2 separate regions of the Homo sapiens genome follow, and region 2 is linked to region 1. A link is a loop called in an ENCODE intact Hi-C map of the cell type or tissue named here. Cell type or tissue: ovary. All regions are shown on one strand. Links, peaks and the distances in the headings refer to the core of each region. The heading gives the core; the rest is flanking DNA. Region 1 has its middle 42 kb from the start of NUDT11. Region 2 overlaps LINC01284 (long intergenic non-protein coding RNA 1284).

What was found. Hi-C counts contacts between places; a loop is a spot of excess contacts. Peaks named below come from ENCODE experiments on the same cell type or tissue, not always from the same donor. Only the 100,000 strongest peaks of a DNase experiment are listed, where the experiment ranks them.
Region 2: it touches region 1 in a loop (4-fold over the local background); 37 of 110 quality-filtered maps call a loop at or near these places.

Annotation. Positions count from the first base shown.
Region 1 is chrX:51,450,263-51,459,464 of GRCh38, forward strand. No RefSeq gene overlaps it. Among named protein-coding and RNA genes, the nearest start is that of NUDT11, 42 kb to the right of the region's middle. In ovary, for the core only: no CTCF peak of the experiment used is centred there; no DNase peak of the experiment used is centred there.
Region 2 is chrX:51,144,072-51,153,273 of GRCh38, forward strand. All of the region lies in intron 1 of LINC01284 (long intergenic non-protein coding RNA 1284), which reads right to left. Among named protein-coding and RNA genes, the nearest start is that of LINC01284, 23 kb to the right of the region's middle. In ovary, for the core only: no CTCF peak of the experiment used is centred there; a DNase peak (open chromatin) is centred at 5,008.

The sequences.
Region 1 (9,202 bases), core at 322-8,321:
ATCCCTATTCAACTCTCCTATTTGGCTTGTGCAGAAGACAGATGGATGTTGGAGAATGACAGTTAATTATCATAATACTTCATCAAGTGGTGATTCCAATTGCAGCCGCTGTACCAGATGTTTCATTACTTGAGCAAATTAACACACCTTCTGCTACCTGGTATACAGCTATTGATCGGGCTTTGAGTCCTGCTACCAGCCTGTCTGGTTCTTCAGCTTGCAGACTACCTATCGTGGGACTTCACCACTTCTGTGATTGTGGTAGCAGATTCCCCCTAATAAATTTCCTTCCATACATTCTACTGGTTCTGTCTCTCTGGAGAACTCTGAGTAATACAATATCCATTCTTTTGCATGTGAATATCCAGTTGTCCCTGCATCATTTTTGAAAACACTATCTTTTCCCCCACAAAATTATCTTGGCCCCTTTGACAAATTTACTTCTTCCTTTACTTTATCAAAGAGTTTGTGAAGGATTGATATTAATTCATATTTAAATGTTAATTAGGATTCACCAGTAAATCCATCTAGACCTGGGTGTTTTTGTGTGGCGGCGGGGGGGGGGGGGGTTTGAAATTACTAATTTAATCTTTTTATTTGTTATAGGTTTATTCAGATTTTCTATTTCTTCTTGTGCTAGTATTGGTAATTTGTGTCTTGGTAGGAATTTATCTATTTAAGTTATATAATTTGTTGGCATATACTTGTTTATAGGTTTCCTTATGATACTATTAATTTATATAAGTTTGTTTGTGTTATCTTCTCTTTCAGTCCTAATGTTACTAATTTATGTCTTCCTTTTTTGTTGGTCATTCTAGCCAAAGGCTTGTCAATTTGTTGATCAGATTTAAGAAATAACTTTTGGTTTTGTTATTTTCTATTTAGTTTATTTGAAGTCTAATGTTCATTTTTTCTTTCCTTCTGTTTGCTTTTGGTTTAGTTTGCTCTTCTTTTCCTACTTTATTAAGGTTAAAGGTTGGGTTACTGATTTGAGAACTTTTTTAGCATTTTATAGAAATTATTTTCCTTCCAAACACGCTTAAGGTGCATCACATAAGTTTGGTATGTTTTTTTATTTTCATTCATCTCAACATCTTTTCTAATTTCCCTTTTGATTTATTCTAAAACCCACTGGTTGTTTAGGAGCACATTAATTTCCACATATTTTTGAATTTACAAATTTTCCTTTTACTACTGATTTCTAATCTCACTCTACTGTGGTTGAAGGACATATGTATATAATTTCAATAATTCTAAGTTTATTGTGGGTTATTTTAAGGCCTTGCTTATATACTCTCCTAGAGAATGTTTCATACATGCACTTAGGAAGAGTGTATATTCTTCTATTGTGCTGTAAATTGATTTACAGATATGTGTTAAGTTTAGTTGGTTTATATTATTATTATTCAAGTTTTCTATACCTCCGTTCTTTTGCCTAGATATTTTATTCATTATTCAATGTGTGATATTGGAATTCTCAACTATTTTTTTAAATCATATATTTATTTCTTCAATTATGTCATTTCTTTTGCCTCATGTATTTTGGGATTCTTCTGTTATATGCATGCACATTTATAATTGTTATATTTTCCCAATGGATTGATATTTTATCATTATAAAATATCTCTTTTTATCGCTATCAACATTTTTGACCAAAAAACTATTTTGTCTGATATTAGCATAGCCCCTCCAGATCTCTTATGGCTGTTTTCGCACAACATCGGTTTCCGCCTTTTTAGTTTCAACCTATTTGTATCTTTGAAAGCAAAGTATGTCTTTTGTAGACACCATAAGTAGGATTGGATCTTGTTTTTCTATCAGACAATCTCTGCCTTTTGATTGGATAGTTTAATTGATTCACATTTAATATTATTATTGATATGCTTTGATTTATGTTTACAATTGTGCTTTTGGTTTCTATATATTTTGTGTCTTTTGTGTTCCTCTAGTCCTTTTTTCTGTCTTATATTAAGTAGTTATTTTCTAGAGTAACTTTTTCATTTCTTTAATGGTTTTCACTACATTTTTTAGCAATTTTCCTGGTTGTTGCTTTGACTTATGGATTATATGTCAAGTTAAACTACTTCAAATAATTCCAATAAGATAGAAAATCTTAGTTCCTTTATAGCTTCTGTACCTCCCACCCCCTTTGCGATATTGTATATACTACATCTATTCATATTACAAAAAACAATATAGTATTACAATTATTGCTTTACATAATTGTGTGTCTTTTAAAGAAGGTAAGAGAATAAAGGAGAAAAAAATATATTTATACCATTTTTATATTAACCTTATTTACCATTTCTGTCTTTGTGTATTTCTCCTGATGAAGTCAGGTTATTGTGTGGTGATATCTCTTTACTCCAATATATTTCATGTCTGACCTCCTTTTTTGTTCTGTTATTGTCAAATATATTGTATTTCTATATGTAATATGTCAAGTATATAATTTTATAGATTTTTATGCAATATGTTCTTTTTTTTTTTTTTTTGACGGAGTCTCACTCTGTCACCAGGCTGGAGTGCAGTGGTGCAATCTCGGCTTACTGCAACCTCCACTTCCCAGGTTCAAGCAATTCTCCTGCCTCAGCCTCCCGAATAGCTGGGACTACAGGCAAGCGTCACCACGCCCAGCTAATTTTTGTATTTTAAGTAGAGACAGGGTTTCACCATGTTGGCCAGGATGGTCTTGATCTCCTGACCTCGTGATCTGCCTGCCTCGGCCTCCCAAAGTGCTGAGATTACAGGCATGAACCACCACGCCTGGCCGCGATATGTTCTTAACTCAGTTTACAAACAAGGAATGATACAATCTTTTATACTTATCTACATAATTATTTTTAATAGGATTCTTTGTTTTGATGTTTAGATTTAAATTATTCTATAGTGTCCCTTTCTTTCAGCCTGAAGAACTTTCTCTAGTATTTCCTGTGAATAGGAAATACTAGCAGCACAGCTCTGCTAGTATGTTAGTTTCCTATGGCTTCTGTAACAAATTATCACAAACTTAGTGGCTTAAAACAACACAAATGTATTATCTTATTGTTCTGGAAGTCAGAAGTCCATTCATCTTACTATGCCAAAATCAAAATGTTAGTAGGGCTGTACTGTCTTTGGAGGCTCTACAGGAAAACTTGCTTTGTTGCCTTTCCAGCTTCGAAACATCACCTGCATTCCTTGGCTCATGACCCCTTCTAACCTTCCTCAAGTCCATCACTCCAACCTCTGTAATCATAGGTTACTGGGATTAGGACATGGACATCTTTGGTGGACCATATTCTGTCTACCACAGATGGCAATGAAATTATCTCAGCTTTTTTGTTGTTGTTTTTCAGGGTATGTATTTTGCCTTCACTTTTGAAAAATAATTTTGTTGTATATAAGACTATTAGTTGCTTTTTTTCCTTAAACACTTTGAATATGTCATTCCACTGCCTTCTGTCTTCCATGATTTGTGATGAAAAGTCACCTATTATTCTTATTGCAGGATACCTTATATATGATCTTCTTCTCTTGCAAATATCAAGAGTTTATCATGTGTCCCATATTTCTCTGATGCTCTTTTATCTTTATTCTTGTTTCTGTCTGTTCTTCAGATTGCAAAATCTATTGTTATATCTTTAAGTTTACTGATTCTTTCTTCTGCCAGCTCTGATCTGCTGTTGAGCACCTCTTGTGAGTTTTTATTTAAGTGTACTTTTTTAGTTTAAAAAAAAAAAAAGGATGCTGGTGAGGTGGTGGAGAAAAAGGAATGCTTATACACTGTTGGTGGGAGTGTAAATCAGTTCAACCATTGTGGAAATTCCTCAGAGACCTAAAGACAGAAATACCATTTGACCCAGCAATCCCATTACTGGGTATATACCCAAAGGAATATAAATTATTCTATTATAAAGACACATGCACATGTATGTTCATTGCAGCATTGTTCACAATAGCAAAGACATGGAATCAACCTAAATGCCCATCAATGATAGACTGGATAAAGAAAATGTGGTACATATATACCATGGAATACTATGCATCCAGTATAAAGAACGAGATCATGTCCCTTGCAGGGACATGGATGGAACTGGAGACCATTATTCTTGGCAATCCAAAACAGGAACAGAAGACCAAATACCACGTGTTCTCACTTATAAGTGGGAGCTAAATGATGAAAACACATGGACACATAGAGGGGAACAACACACAGAGGGGCCTATTGGAGGGTAGACGATGGAGGGTGGAAGAAGGGAGAGGATCAGGAAAAATAACAAATGGGTACTAGGCTTAATAGCTGGGTGATAAAATAATCTGTAAAACAAACCCCCAGGACACAAGTTTACCTATGTAACAAACCTGCACATGTACCCCTAAACTTTAAATAAAAGTTTAAAGAAATTCTCACTCCTTCAGGGATTATGTAAAGAGTTTTTGGCATTCATTTAAGAAATCAACAGTTGATCTAGTTATAAACCAATTGAAAGAAGTTGTAAAATAAGTTGATGATGGAATTCCATTGTATCAGGAGAATATCACCAATGCTTTTTACAAATGCCTTTATGCAGCCATGATGCAAAATGAAATCAATAAAATATCAATTATTGCAAAGTTAAAAATAGTGTACTTTTTGACTAATTTTTGACCAAAAAGAAAACTCTGTTAAATATTTCAATAAGTTTATTCTGAGCCAATGTGTCACCATGGCCCAGGGAACAGTCTCAGGAGGTCCTGAGAAAGTACACCTGAGGCAGTCAGGTTATGGTTTGGTTTTATACATTTTAGAGAGACAGAAGTTACAGGCAAAGACATAAGGTATACATTGGTTTAGCCCAGAAAAGCAGGACATCTCAAACTGAGGGGGACAGCTTACAGGTCATAAATGGATTCAAAGATTTTCTGATCGGCAGTTGGTTGAAAGAGTTAAGCTGAAGACTTGACATCAGTAAAAAAAAAAAAAAAAGAAAAGAAAGAAATGATTGAGTTAAGATAAGGGGAGTTGTGGAAACCAAGGTTCTTATTATGTATATGAAGTCCCCAGGTAGCAGGCTTCAGAGGGAATAGATGGTAAATGTCTCTTTTCAAACCTTAAAATAGGTGTCAGACTCTTAATCTTTCCTAGATTCAGGAAAGGCCTAGCTGTATTAATGGGGATTCTCTACACATGCAAAATTTCCTCCACCAAAGATGGCTTTGCAGGGCCATTTCAAAACATGTCAAAAAAAAACATTTTAGGGTAAAATATTTTTATTTTCTTCAGGGTCTACTATCTTTCATGTGACGCTATACCAGAGTCAGGTTGATATTTGGTATCTTATTGCCAAAGAGTCTGTTCTGTCAGTCTTAATATCTCTATTTTATTAATTCTGGCCGGTTTTGCCTAAACTCCAAAAGGGAGGGGTTATAATGAGGCATGTCTGACCTCCCTTCCCATCATGGCCTGTAATTTAGTTTTTCAGGTTGCTCTGGGGTCCCCTTGGCCAAGAGGTTTATTTCTGGTTTAAACTTCAGATTGCAAAATCTGTTACATCTAAGTTTGCTGATTCTTCTGCCAGCTCAGATCTACTATTCAGCACCACTCGTGAGTTCATTTTAATACAGGAGTTATTGGCCGAGCATGGTGGCTCATGCCTGTAATCCCAGCACTTTGGGAGGCCAAGGCGGGCGGTTCACTTGAGGTCAGGAGTTCAAGACCAGCCTGGCCAACATGGTGAAACCCCATCTCTACTAAAAACACAAAAATTAGCTGGGTGTGGTGGCATGCATCTGTAATCCCAGCTACTAGGGAGACTGAGGCAGGAGAATTGACTGAACCTGGGAGGTGAAGGTTGCAGTGAGCCGAGATTGCACCACTGCACTCCAGTCTGGGCGACAGAGCAAAGCTCTGTCTCAAAAAAAAAAAAAAATACGGGTGTTATTAAGAAATAGTTTTAGGCAGATAGAGAGGGTTAAAGGAGTTCTCGGTAAGGCTTTTTCTTTTAATAGAAACAGCTCCTGAAACACTTCTTTTCTAACAGAAAGGCGACTTGCAAAAACCAGGCCAGCAAGCACTGACATGCGAATGCTGGTGATTAGAAACTAGGTCCAACCAATATGGCCATTCCCGCCCTCTTCTCCTTGTCACCACATGTGCCAAGTGTCATGGCCACCTCCAGATAACTCTGCATGTACAGGCTATCATGGCCGCCCACATTTGCATATTAAAAGACTATGGTGGGAGGGCCAGGTTTTTCACGGGCTACATAAATGACACACCTGGTCAAACCAATCCCCTGGGCCCTATGCAAATCAAACACCACCTCCTCTAGTCTCCCAATATAACCAAGTACTTTTCCGCCACACATGGGGTTTTCTCTTTCCGTTTGGAGCCCCCCTCCCTCTGTCTCTGTATGGTGGAGCTTCTTCCTTCTTTCCTGCCTATTAAACTCTCTACTCTTTAAAACCACTCCACGTGTGTCCATTTATCTACATCAGCGTGAGACCAAGGACCCTGGCGTTCCTACATTCATTGAGGTAGTATCATTTTGGTGTATTGGGCAAGAATTCATTTATCGGAGTGGTGAGTATGGAGTGAACCTCAACCTCAAATCTGTCCTTTAATCTCAAGGCTCTTTTCCTGCTATCCCGTCACCAAACTTTCCTTCTTTCTCTATCCAGGGTCTCTTACTGTCTCTGTGTGTCAAATGTGCAGGAATTTTTACAGTTCAGGGAAACAGGTCTGTTAGGAAAGATCAGCAGCTCTGGTGAGCTCATGGTATTTCTAAGCCAACATCACCACCTAGTGAAAATAGAAATCCTCTTCATGAGGCACATTTTTTACAGTAACACTGAGCTTCCTTTTGCACCACTAGAAATCAGGCTCTCAGCTACTTCTGTGAACAGGAAAGTTCTGCCTTTAGCAGCTAAGAAGTAAAATGTCTTCTATAGTCAAATTTTAGTCTTGATATTGTCCCATAAGCAGGAAAATGGCCATTCGTTTCCTATATTCCTTTAAGGGACCTATTCTGTCTCTGATTCAGACCGTACTTAATTAGTAAGGGGATTTTAAGTTTGGAAGTAAACCAGAACTATTTTTCTGAAGGTAAATGCTTTAGCATGGACCATAATAGCAGGCAATCTAGCACGTTGCCTCCGTTAAAGGAGACTTGCCCAAAGATGACACAGTCTCTCCAGAGATCCATTTTTCAGGGAGCCAGGCAGATCACACAGGTTTAGGAAGTCAAAGGGGATCACACAAGGTGGATAAGCTAAGGTTGCATGGGTAAAGCGTGGTTAGTCCCATCACTTAGTTCATCTGGTCTCATGGCTTGGAGGACCACACCTACAACCATGGGTGGCACGTTTAACAGGGTGCCAGGACCCAGGAACCATGGAGGGAAAATAGGAGGATGCTCCACGTCTTCTCCACCCTGGGTCATACAGAAAGGAAGGAAACTAAAAGGACACTTTTATTCTCGCCTCTCTTTCTAGATGGGTAACAGATTATCTTCAGCTTGCACCCCTCTGGAATGCACTCTGAAGCACTGGAACTTCCTTAACCTCGGGACTTTGAAGAGAAAAGCGACTCATTTTCTTTTGCACAAAGGCATGGCATTTTTACTAAACCTTTGCAAGGGTTTTAAGGTCAACCAAGCCCTTTTAGCAATCATATCAGGCAGGCCCAAAGAGAATAGTTCCCCAAAGTTAGAGAAGCAATTTCCAGGGGAACTACCTGAGGATCCCCCTTATTTGGGGCCCCTTCAAGTTCCCTTCTCATTATAGGACCTTAGGCAAATAAAGGGAAACTTAGGCTGATTTTCTGACGACGCTGATAGGTATATAGAAGCTTTCCAAAATTTAATTCAGGTGTTTGACCTCACATGGAGGGATGTTATGTTGCTCCTAAACCAGACCCTCATGGCAGCTGAAAAGCAAGCACCTCTGCAAGAAGCAGAGAATTTCGGAAATGAGCAAAATATCGCCTATAATACACCAAAAAGGAAGAAGGCAGATAGATAGGGAAAGTGAAGAAATAACAGAAACACTATTCCCAATCGGGAGGGAAGCAGTTCCCAGTACACAACCCTGATTGGGACCCCAATAACTCAGGAGATGAATGGAAAAAGAAGCACTTTTTAAGGTGTATATTAGAGGGCCTACAGAAAACCAGGGCCAAACCTCTCAATTACTCTAAACTGTCTATGATAGACCAAAAGCCAGATGAGAATCCTGTAGCCTTTATGGAAAGGCTGAGAGAGGCACTAATAAAACACACCTCCTATCCCCTGATTCAGTCGAGGGACACCTCATTCTAAAGGACAAGTTTATTACACAGGCAGCTCCCGATATCAGAAGGGAGCTACAGAAGCAATTTATAGGACCAAATAGCACCTTAGAAAACCTCCTGAGAATAGCCACTTCAGTCTTTTACAACAGGGACCAAGAGGAGGCCCAAAAGCAAGAGAAAAAGCTCAGGAGAAGGACAGAGGCTCTGGTAGCAGATTTGCAGGCTTGCAAAGTCCAGCATCCCCAAGGTGCATCCGCTAGTTGCTATCGGTGTGGCAGGCTAGAGCATTTTAGGAAGGAATGCCCAGGCAGCAAGATGAAGCCATCTCAACCCTGTCCAGCCTGTGGCGGAAACCACTGGAGATGGAACTGCCCCCAGAGATGGAAGTCACTGGGTTCAGGACCAGTCTCACAGATGATCCAGCAGGACTGATGGGTCCTGGGGCTCAAATCTCAGCTCCAGCGGTTCAAACTGCCATTATAGCACAAGAGCCCTGGGTGATTCTGGAAAATAAAGGAAGGAAAGTAGACCTCCTTTAAACACTAGATCCTCTTTTCTCTCTCTTTTATCCTCTCTAATCTAGGCCTCCCCTCTTCCCATAACATGACCGTAAGGGGCATCTCAGGAAAAACTCTAATCCAATGTTTTTCTCAACCTTAGTTGTAGTTAGGAGGACCTATTTACACAGGCTTCCAAACCATTGTTATGACAGCTCTACTAAATTAATCCTAGGAAATAATTTAAGTGTTTACACTCCACATGTGGCAGGATCACTGTCCTCTAGGGGGAGCTCTTAGCTAGTAAACAGCCAGTAAAGCAAGAAGTACATAAGGCAGGATAAGTAGTAGTAGCTCTAAATAACGTCTCTCCCCAGACACAAGCACTCAATTAGCTGAGCTAATAGCTCTTACAAGAGCACTTGAATTAAGCAAGGGAAAGACAGCTAACATT
Region 2 (9,202 bases), core at 520-8,519, 310 kb before region 1:
TAGGGTGAAAGGATTTTTTCTTCAGCACTTTGAATATGTCATCCTGCTCCCTCCCGGCCTGTAATGTTTTAGCTCAGAATTCTGCTGCCAGACATATTGGAGCTCCTTTATAGGTTATTTGTTTCTTTTCTCTTACTGCTTTTAGGATCTTTCTTTGACTTTTGAGAGTTTGATTATTAAATACCTTGAGCGAGTCTTATTTTGGTTGGATCTGCTTGGTATGCTATGATTTTATCATACCTGGATATTTATGTCTTGCTCTAGGTTTGAAAAGTTCTCTGTTACTATTTCTTTGAGTAAACTTTTTACCCTGATTTTCCTCTTTATCTCCTCTTTAATGCCAATGACTCTTAGATTGGCTATTTTGTGACTATTCTAGATCTTGTAGACATGTTTTATTATTTTGTATATTTTCCTCCTCCGAGTGTGTTTTTCATATAACCTCTCTTCTCATTCACCCTTTCCTTTGCTTGATCAATTCTGTTGTTGAGAGATTCTAACGCATATTTCAGTTTGTCAGTTGAATTTTTCAGCTCTGTCATTTCTGCTTGATTGTCTTAATTATTTCAATCTCTTTGTTAATTTTCTTTTATAGAATTCTGAAATCATTCTCTGTGTGGTCTTTACATTTTATTGAACTTTCTGAAAACAGCTATTTTGAATTCTCTGCTTGAATGTTCACATATCTCCATCACTCTGGGATGGATCACCGAAGGCTTATTTAATTAGTCTGGTGAGGTCATATTTTCCTGAATGTTCTTGATGCTTTTGGATATTTGTTGATGTCTGGGCATTATGTAGTTAGGTATTCATTCCAATCTCAGCAGTCTGGGCTTATTTGCACCCATTTCTCTTGAGAAGGCATTCCAGGTATTCAAAGAGAATTGAATGTGGTAATCTAAGCCTGTAGTCATTGCAGTCATATTACCACTAGGGGGCTCCCCAAACCCGGTAACCCTGTGACTCTTGCAGACTCCTAGCAGCACCCTCTTGGTGGGCCTGGGTAAGATCAGAGAGAATTCCCTGGGCTATCAAACAAAATCTCTCCCTCTCTTCCCTCTCTTTCTCTCATCAAGAGTCTCTCTCCATGCTGGGCTCCCTGGAGTAGGGGGAAGAGTGATGAAAGCACTCCTGTGGCCACCGCTGCTGGCACTGCACTGAGTCACACCTGAAGCCAGTAAAGTGCTGGGTCTCACTCAAGGCCTGTGGCAACTACTACCCGGCTACCACTGATGTTTATTCAAGTCTCAAGGGCTCTTTAGTCAGCAGTTTGTGAATCCTACCAGGACTGGGTCTGTCCCAACAGGGCAGCAGATTCCCTTCTGGTCCAGAGTAGGTCTAGAAATGCTATTAATATATGATCTATGGCCTGGAATCAGGGGCTTCAGAAATCTTTTAAATTTCTTCAGGAATATTACAGTGGCTGAACTGGCACTGGACCTGCAAGACAACGTCCTCGGGACTCTTCCCTCTGCTTTCCCAAAGCAGAAGGAAACTCTTCTCAAGCTGCACTGCCTGGAGTTTGGGGAGGGCAGACAGGTACTCCCATGGCCACCACAACTGGTGTCTCACTGGGTGATGCGCAACCCAAGTCCACTGCCTCTGAGCCTAGTGCAGCAACAGGGCTTGCCCAAGGACTGCATCCTTGTGGCCTGACTGCCTCTCAAATTTATTCTGAGACCCAGGCCGCTTTAGTCAGCGAGTTGGGGAGCCAGCCAGAATTTGAGTTCCTTCCACTGGGGCTAAGAATTAGCCTCTGGCTGTGGCTGGTCTAGTTGCTTTTTCTGTGGGCACCAGCAGAATTCTGCCGTTTTGTGTTCCACTGTGACAGAGCAGAACTGAATTCCAAAGCAAAGTTCCACAATCACTTCACTCTTTTTCTTCCAAGTATAGATTATCTCTCTGCACGATGCTGCAGGGGCTTGGAGGATGGGTGGTGTATCCAATGCAAAACTATGTTTCTTACCTTCTTAAAACCACATTCCTTGATATTAGATTGGTGCAAAAGTAATTGTGGTTTTTACCATTAAAAGCAATGGCGAAAACCGTGATAATTTTTGCACCAACCAATATTATGTTAAACCAGGTGCTGTAATCACTAACCTGATTTTTTTTGGTTCTTATGATGGTGTTGTCTTGCATGAACAGTCATGTAATTGGTGTTCCTGTGGCAGGGGACAATCACTATAGGGTTCTATTTGGCCATCTTATTCTCGTCCTTCTCTCTTTCTTAGTCTAGCTAGAGGTTTGTCAATTTTGTTTATCTTTTCAAAAGACTAGCTTTTTGTTTTATTGATCTTCTGGGGGTTTTTTTCGTCTCAATTTTATTTATGTTTTGCTCTGATCTTTATATTATTCTTTTCCTTCTAGTAATTTGGAGTTTGGTTGGTTCTTGCTTTCCTAGTTCTTTGAAGTCCATTATTCATTTGTTAATTTGAAGTCTTTCTACTTTTTTGATGTAAGCATTTATTGCTATAAACTTTCCTATTAGTGTTGCTTCTGATGCTTATCATAGCTTTTGATATATTATGTTTCCAATTTTATTTGTTTCAAGAAATTTTTTTAATTTTCTTTTAATTTCTTCATTGACCTTTTGTTTGTTCCAGAGCATGTAATTTAATTTCCATGTATTTGTACATTTTTCAAATTCCTCCTGTTTTTGATTTCCATTTTCATAGTGTTTTGGTCAGAAAAGGTGCTTGATAGGATTTTAATGTTGTTGCACTTACTGAAACTTGTTTTTTGGACTATAATACAGTCTTTCTTTGAGAATGTTTCATGTGCTGATGAGAAGAATGTGAATTCTGTAACAGTTGGATGAAATGTTCTGTAAAAGACAGTTAGATACATTTGGTCTAGAGTGCAGTTTAACTCTGATGTTTCCTTGTCAATTTTCTGTCTGGATGATCTGTCCAACACTGAAAGTCGGGTGTTGAAGTCCCCAACTACTATTGGATTTCAATCTCTCTCTTCCTTTATATTTATTAATATTTACTTTATATATTTGAGTGCTCTGGCATTGAATGCATATATATTTATAATTGTTACATCTTCTTGCTGAACTGACCACTTCATCCTTATATAACAAACTTCTTTGTCACTTTTTACTGTTTTTTACTTGATGTGTATTTTATCTGAGAGCAGCATAGTTACTACTGCTCTTTTTGGGTTTCTATTTTAATGTAATATCTTTTTTCTGTCTCTACACTTCCAGTCTATGTATGTCTTTATAGGTGAAGTAACATTAAGCATATAATTAGGTGCTGGTTTTTATCTATTCAGTCACTCTATGTCTTTTAATTGGAGAATTCAGTCCATTTACATTCAATGTAATTATTGATAAGTAAGGACCTCCTAGTGCCATTTTATTACTTGTTTTCTGGTTGTTTTTTTTTTAACTCCTCTCATCCTTTCTTCTTTTTTAATGTCTTCCTTTATGGTTAGGTGTTTTTCACTGGTGGCATGTTTTAATTCCTTTCTTTTCATTTTAAGTGTTTCTATTATAGAATTTCTGCTTGTGGTTACCATGAGGCTTACAAAAAAAAACTCTATAGCAAGCTATTTTGAACTGATGATAACTTTTATCATAAGGAAAAGAAGCAAACAAACAAAGCAACAACTAAACAATTTTACACTTTAACTCCATCCACCCACAATTACGCTGTTGCCTCAATTATCATCTTTTTATATCATATACTTCTTAATAAAGTATAGTAGTCAACATCAGTTTTGATAAATTTGAGTTTTTAGTCTTTACACTAAAAGTAAGGTCCATTTACATGCCACAATTACAGCATTAGAGTATTCTGAATTTGCCTGTGTACTTACTTTTATCATTGAGTTTTATAGCCTCAGATGATTTTTTCTTGCACATTAGCATCTTTTTCTGGCTAATTGAAAACTCCCTTTAGTATTTCTTGTAACACAGGTCTGGTGGTGATGAATTCCCTCAATTCTTGTTTTTCCTGAACAGTCTTTATCTTTTCTTCATGTTCGAAGGATAGCTTTTCTGGGCACAATATTTTTTTTTTCCCTTTGGTACGTGGAATATGTCATCCCTCTCCCTCTTGGCCTAAAGGGTTTCTGATGAGAAGTCCATTGTCAGAGAAATCAGAACTCCTTCATATGTTATTTGCTTCTTTTGCTGCTTTTAGGATCCTCTCTTTGTCCTTGACCTTTGAGATTTTTCTTATCATATGCCTTGGTATAGGCTTCCTTTGGTTGAACCTGTTTGGTGATACTTGACCTTCCTGTACCTGGATATTTATATGTTTCTCTATGTTTGAAAAGTTTTCTATTATTGTCTCTTTGAATAAACTTTCTACCCCTTGCTCTTTCTCAACTCCCCCTTAAAGGCCTATGACTCTCAGATTTTCTTTTTTGAGGCTATTCTGAACTCATATGCATTCTTCACTTTTGACATTTTTTTCTTTCCTATAAATGTGTATTTTCCACATATCCTGTTTTCATGCTCACTAATTTGCTCTTCAGCTTGATCACTTCTGCTGTTGAGACCCTCCATGTGTTTTTCATTTTGGCTATTGTATTTCTGTTCCAGAATTTGGGTCTTTTAATTATTTAAATATCTTTGTTAAAATTCTCTGATAGATTCATTTATCGCTTTTCTGTGCTTTGAGTTTACTGAGTTTCCCCAAAACTGCTACATTGAATTCATGAGCCGAGAGCTCACACAGCATTATCTCATTAGGGTCATTAGCTGGCTCCTTGTCTTGACCATTTGAGGAGGTCATGGTTCCCTGTTTGCTCATGTTTCTGATGGACATATGCCTATGTCTTTGCATTGAAGGAATAGTTGTTTATTCCTGTCTTCACTGTCTGGCTTGGTTTGCTTTTGCTAGGGTATGTCTGTCTAGAGGTTTTGTGTCAATTGACTATTGAGTTTCCTTAGCTTGAGATTGCTGCCTCCTTTTTGGCACTAGATGTCTCCCTAAGCCTGGGGTTGCTAAGGCTGTTGGAAAATTTGGAGCACTGCCTGTCCTGGACGGGACTTCACGAAGAACATACCCTGGCTTTGTGAGAAGGCTGGCTACAAGTCTGTGGCCCAAAGGATCTCTGTAGAGTGCCACCTACTGTGTGGTGCTGCTAAACAGCCTCTCTGATTTGATGTCTCTTTTGGCTGCAATAAAGAAGAGGCACTAAGTTTCATGTGCAGGGTGGTGCTAGCCACATCTTCATCCTTTCTCTAGCTATCCTCAGGAGTTTTCACCCTACAGGCACTTGTGATTCTTCTCATGGAGTGAGGCAGGAATGGTTTTCTTGTGAAGGAACCCAAGTTTGTGGGCAAGCTGAATATCCACCTCAATGTCACTTTTCCAGTGTAGAAACCATGAGTTCTAGAGATTTTTTTGCACAGTGCTTCGGGGAGGACTATTGCAGTTAGAGAGCTCCATTTTTTTTTAACCTTCTGCTCATGATTTTTCACTTATCTTGGGCCCAGGAGTCATCACGACCTTGATTTTGAGTTTTAAGATATTACTGGTGTTAGTCTTGTACATTTACTTATAATTACAATTAATGTTTTTGCACATACTCTGTGCGTATCTCTAGACATTTTACTATTGCTTTCATTGACTTCACGAGTTTGCATAAAATCCTTACATATTCCATATGTTTATCTTTGCCTCTTTTCTACATTTCAAATATTTTCTTCCAATTTTTCTCATTATCTTTACTTGTAAGACATTTAAAATCTTATGCTGTCAAATTTATCAATCTTTTTTATAATTACTTTTATCTTCAAGAAATCCTTCTCTACCTTTAGGTAATAAAATTAGTGTCGTATTTATTTTCTAAAATGTTTATAGCTTTGATTTCTCATTTAGGTATTTATCTATCTTTTTTTTTTTGTAAGTGAATGCTCTCAGAAATAATAGTTATAGCCTCCTCCATAACTCTTTCCCCAAGTAGATAACCTATTTTCCCAACACCATTTAAAAAAAAATATTCCACCTTTTCCCCACTGGCTTACAATGGCTTGTTTCTTGAATACAAATTCCCATATTTGATGTGTCTGCTTCCAGAGTCTCTCTTCATTTCCATTCATCCAGTCATGAATTAGTATACCATTATCATTCCTTTTAAAAATTCACTAGATACCTTATTGTCAAACTACCCACATTGTTTAACATTTCTTCAAATTACCATGTCGTCTTGTCTATATTTTATGACAGATAAATTTTTAAATCATCTTGTTAGGCTTCTTTTTTTAAATCTATTTTCTTAAACTGTTGGGATATTATTTGGGATGGCCTTGAATTTACGGATTCATTTGCAATACCCATCTATCACATCAAGGAACATGGTGTATCTCTCACTTAATGTACCTTTTTTTTTTTTTTTTGATACAGAGTCTTGGTCTGTCGCCCAGGCTGGAGTGCAGTGACATGATCTCGGCTCACTGCAACCTCTGCCTCCCAGGTCCAAGCGATTCTCCTGCATCAGCCTCCCGAGTAGTAGTTGGGATTATAGGCGTGCACCACCACAACCATCTAATTTTTGTATTTTTAGTAGAGACAGGGTTTTGCCATGTTGGCCAGGCTGGTCTTGAACTCCTGGCCTCAAGAGATCCACTCGCCTCAGTCTCCCAAAGTGCTGGGATTACAGATGTGAACCACCACACCCAGCCCGTACCTTTTCTTTATAGCCTTCAGTGATGTTTTATGTTTTTTCCTGTAGTTCTTGCATGTATATGCCCATATGAAGATAATTTATGGATTTGGGACTATTGGCAGTGTATGGGACAACACTTGATATTTGTGGAATGATACAGACTTTTCTGTATCATTCCACAGAATTGTTCAATTAGTTAAACATAACTTATTAGTTCTGAAATTTTAATCGTTGATTCTTTCAGATTACTTAAATAGGAAAAAAAATCCAAACTTTTATTTCTAGTCTCATTAACTGACAAGATCTTTGTTGTACTAGTGAATGTTAGTGGCAACTGTAGTTATAATGGTTTCAAAATTTAAGTATAGTGATTCCTATAGCTTTTTCATACATATAGTATTTATATAGTTAAGAGCACTCCTATTTTAGTTTTTACCAGTTATAAAGGTTCAATGTGTCAATACTTGCTGCACAACTAGTAAGGATGTTATGTCTGCTATTTGTATTTTCTCACCTCCTATTGGGTATAGGGTCTCAGTTGATGTGGACACCTGGAGATCTGCAGTGTCATGGCAGCTGCACTGTTGGAGAGGGTTAAAGAGTGTAAAAACTGCCTTAGGTCTAGAAATTGTACAAGAATTTGTGCTTTTTTTATTTGAGCAACTTCCCTCAGACCCCTTGGTCATTTATACTTAATTTTTTTTTTTTTAGCTGGTACAAGCAAAGTAGTATCCTTATCATCTGTCTCTCTACTTTTGCATAGGGGCACCATGTTCTATTAATCATCTCCATGACTCTCAACACCTCCAACCTCCTTGGCTGTCTTTGTTAACTTGCGTATCATTATGACAACGTGAACCCTTGGCTTCTGGTGGTTAAGAGCTGCCACATCACTATTGTTTCAGAGTCTTATGTTCCCAAATCCTGCAACAAGCCAAGATCTTCAGCAGCATCTCCTATACTCAGTTCCTACATATAGTACAAAAGAGGAGAGTCACTGTTGAACTTCTTAGAGATTCTAGTATCTCCTTTAGCAGTGCATTCTTTATGGCTTCAGTAAATGGTGTGTCCTCTGGTCTTTGGCATGGAATGAATGTACTCGTCTGGAGGGGCTTCTGTTCACACATAGTTTATCAACTGCAGCATGTACATATCCCTGACTCATTTAATCCCTTCCAGCACAATATACCACAACAATTCTTGCATTTCAATCTCACTTAGCATGGGCTATTACATTTTCAATGCTCCTATGAGTCATCTTGCACTGGTCTCCCTCCTGCTTACTATGCTGTAATCACACTTAGAAGCATTGCTATTTGTTTTGACTCCAATAGTCCCAGCTCCTTCCTCACTCAAAGCCTTCCAAAGAGTTATTCTCTCAGTCTGAGGGACACCTCCCAACTTCTCCCACTGTTCCTTGCCTGGCTAATTCATGTTCACCCTTCCAATTTCAACTTAATCACCACTGACTCGAACAAGCTCCCCCCACCGCAACCCCCGATCTGATCTCCCCTACAGTAGGTCAAGACCTTGTGATATTCTCCCATAGCTTTCTGTACTTCATTGTGTATGTGAATCCCAATTTTACTTGCTGAGACTAACTTAATGCCTGCTTTGCCAGCTAAATTGAAAGCTTCATGAGGGTAGAGATCCCGTCTACTTGTTTACTTCTGTGTCTTCAAGCTTTCTCTTCCTAAAATATATTTTCCTGCATTCTTGACTAAAAGTCTCTGTAGTTTTTTTAGACTTCTAATCCTGGTTCTTACGCTCATGTGATTCGCTCTGGGCTTTCTTCCATTCTGTGCTATAGTTGCCTAAAGAAAACAGTAATTATTATTAACAACACAATAAAAATTATCACCAACAGTGATGTAACATCCAAACTAAAAATTCCATTCCCTCCGCAGAAAAATGACCAACAAGATAGTTGCTTGTTTCATCTTTGTATCATCCACAGAGCTTGGAAAAGAACATTGAAAAAATTGATTCTTAAATAAATATATGTTGCGTGATTGAGTCCTGAATCTGAGGATGGGGTAAAAAATGTCATTCTTTCTAAATAAAAATATTAATCAAAAAAAAAAAAAGATAGTTGCAAAACTCCCAATGGTCCAGTGTCACCTTGCTCTGAGTCTATTCCAATGAATACTCAATCAAATCTTCTGTATGTCAGCCTCTTTTCCAATTTAAGCAAAAACAGGAAACACCAGAAATTACCCAGAGCCATTCTGTTAATATTCCTCAAAAAGTAGTGTTGTAACTTATGTGCACACAACCAAATGGAGAAAACATCATTTGCCCAACTGCCCAATTTTACATTCTGTGATGCCCATACCCACAAAGTGCATGAAATTTTACTATGATAATAATATCAAACAACAAAAATAACACATTAACAAGAGCAAGTAAGTAAATCTCTTACAAGGGAATAAATCTTGTTAGAATTATTTCCATATAATACTATATTTTCACCATTTTTTCTTATTTAAACTTTCCATTGGTTTTAAACATGTTAACCCCAAAATACAAACACTCAGTTGTTCTGTGAAAAGTCACACCTAATTGCAGTTTC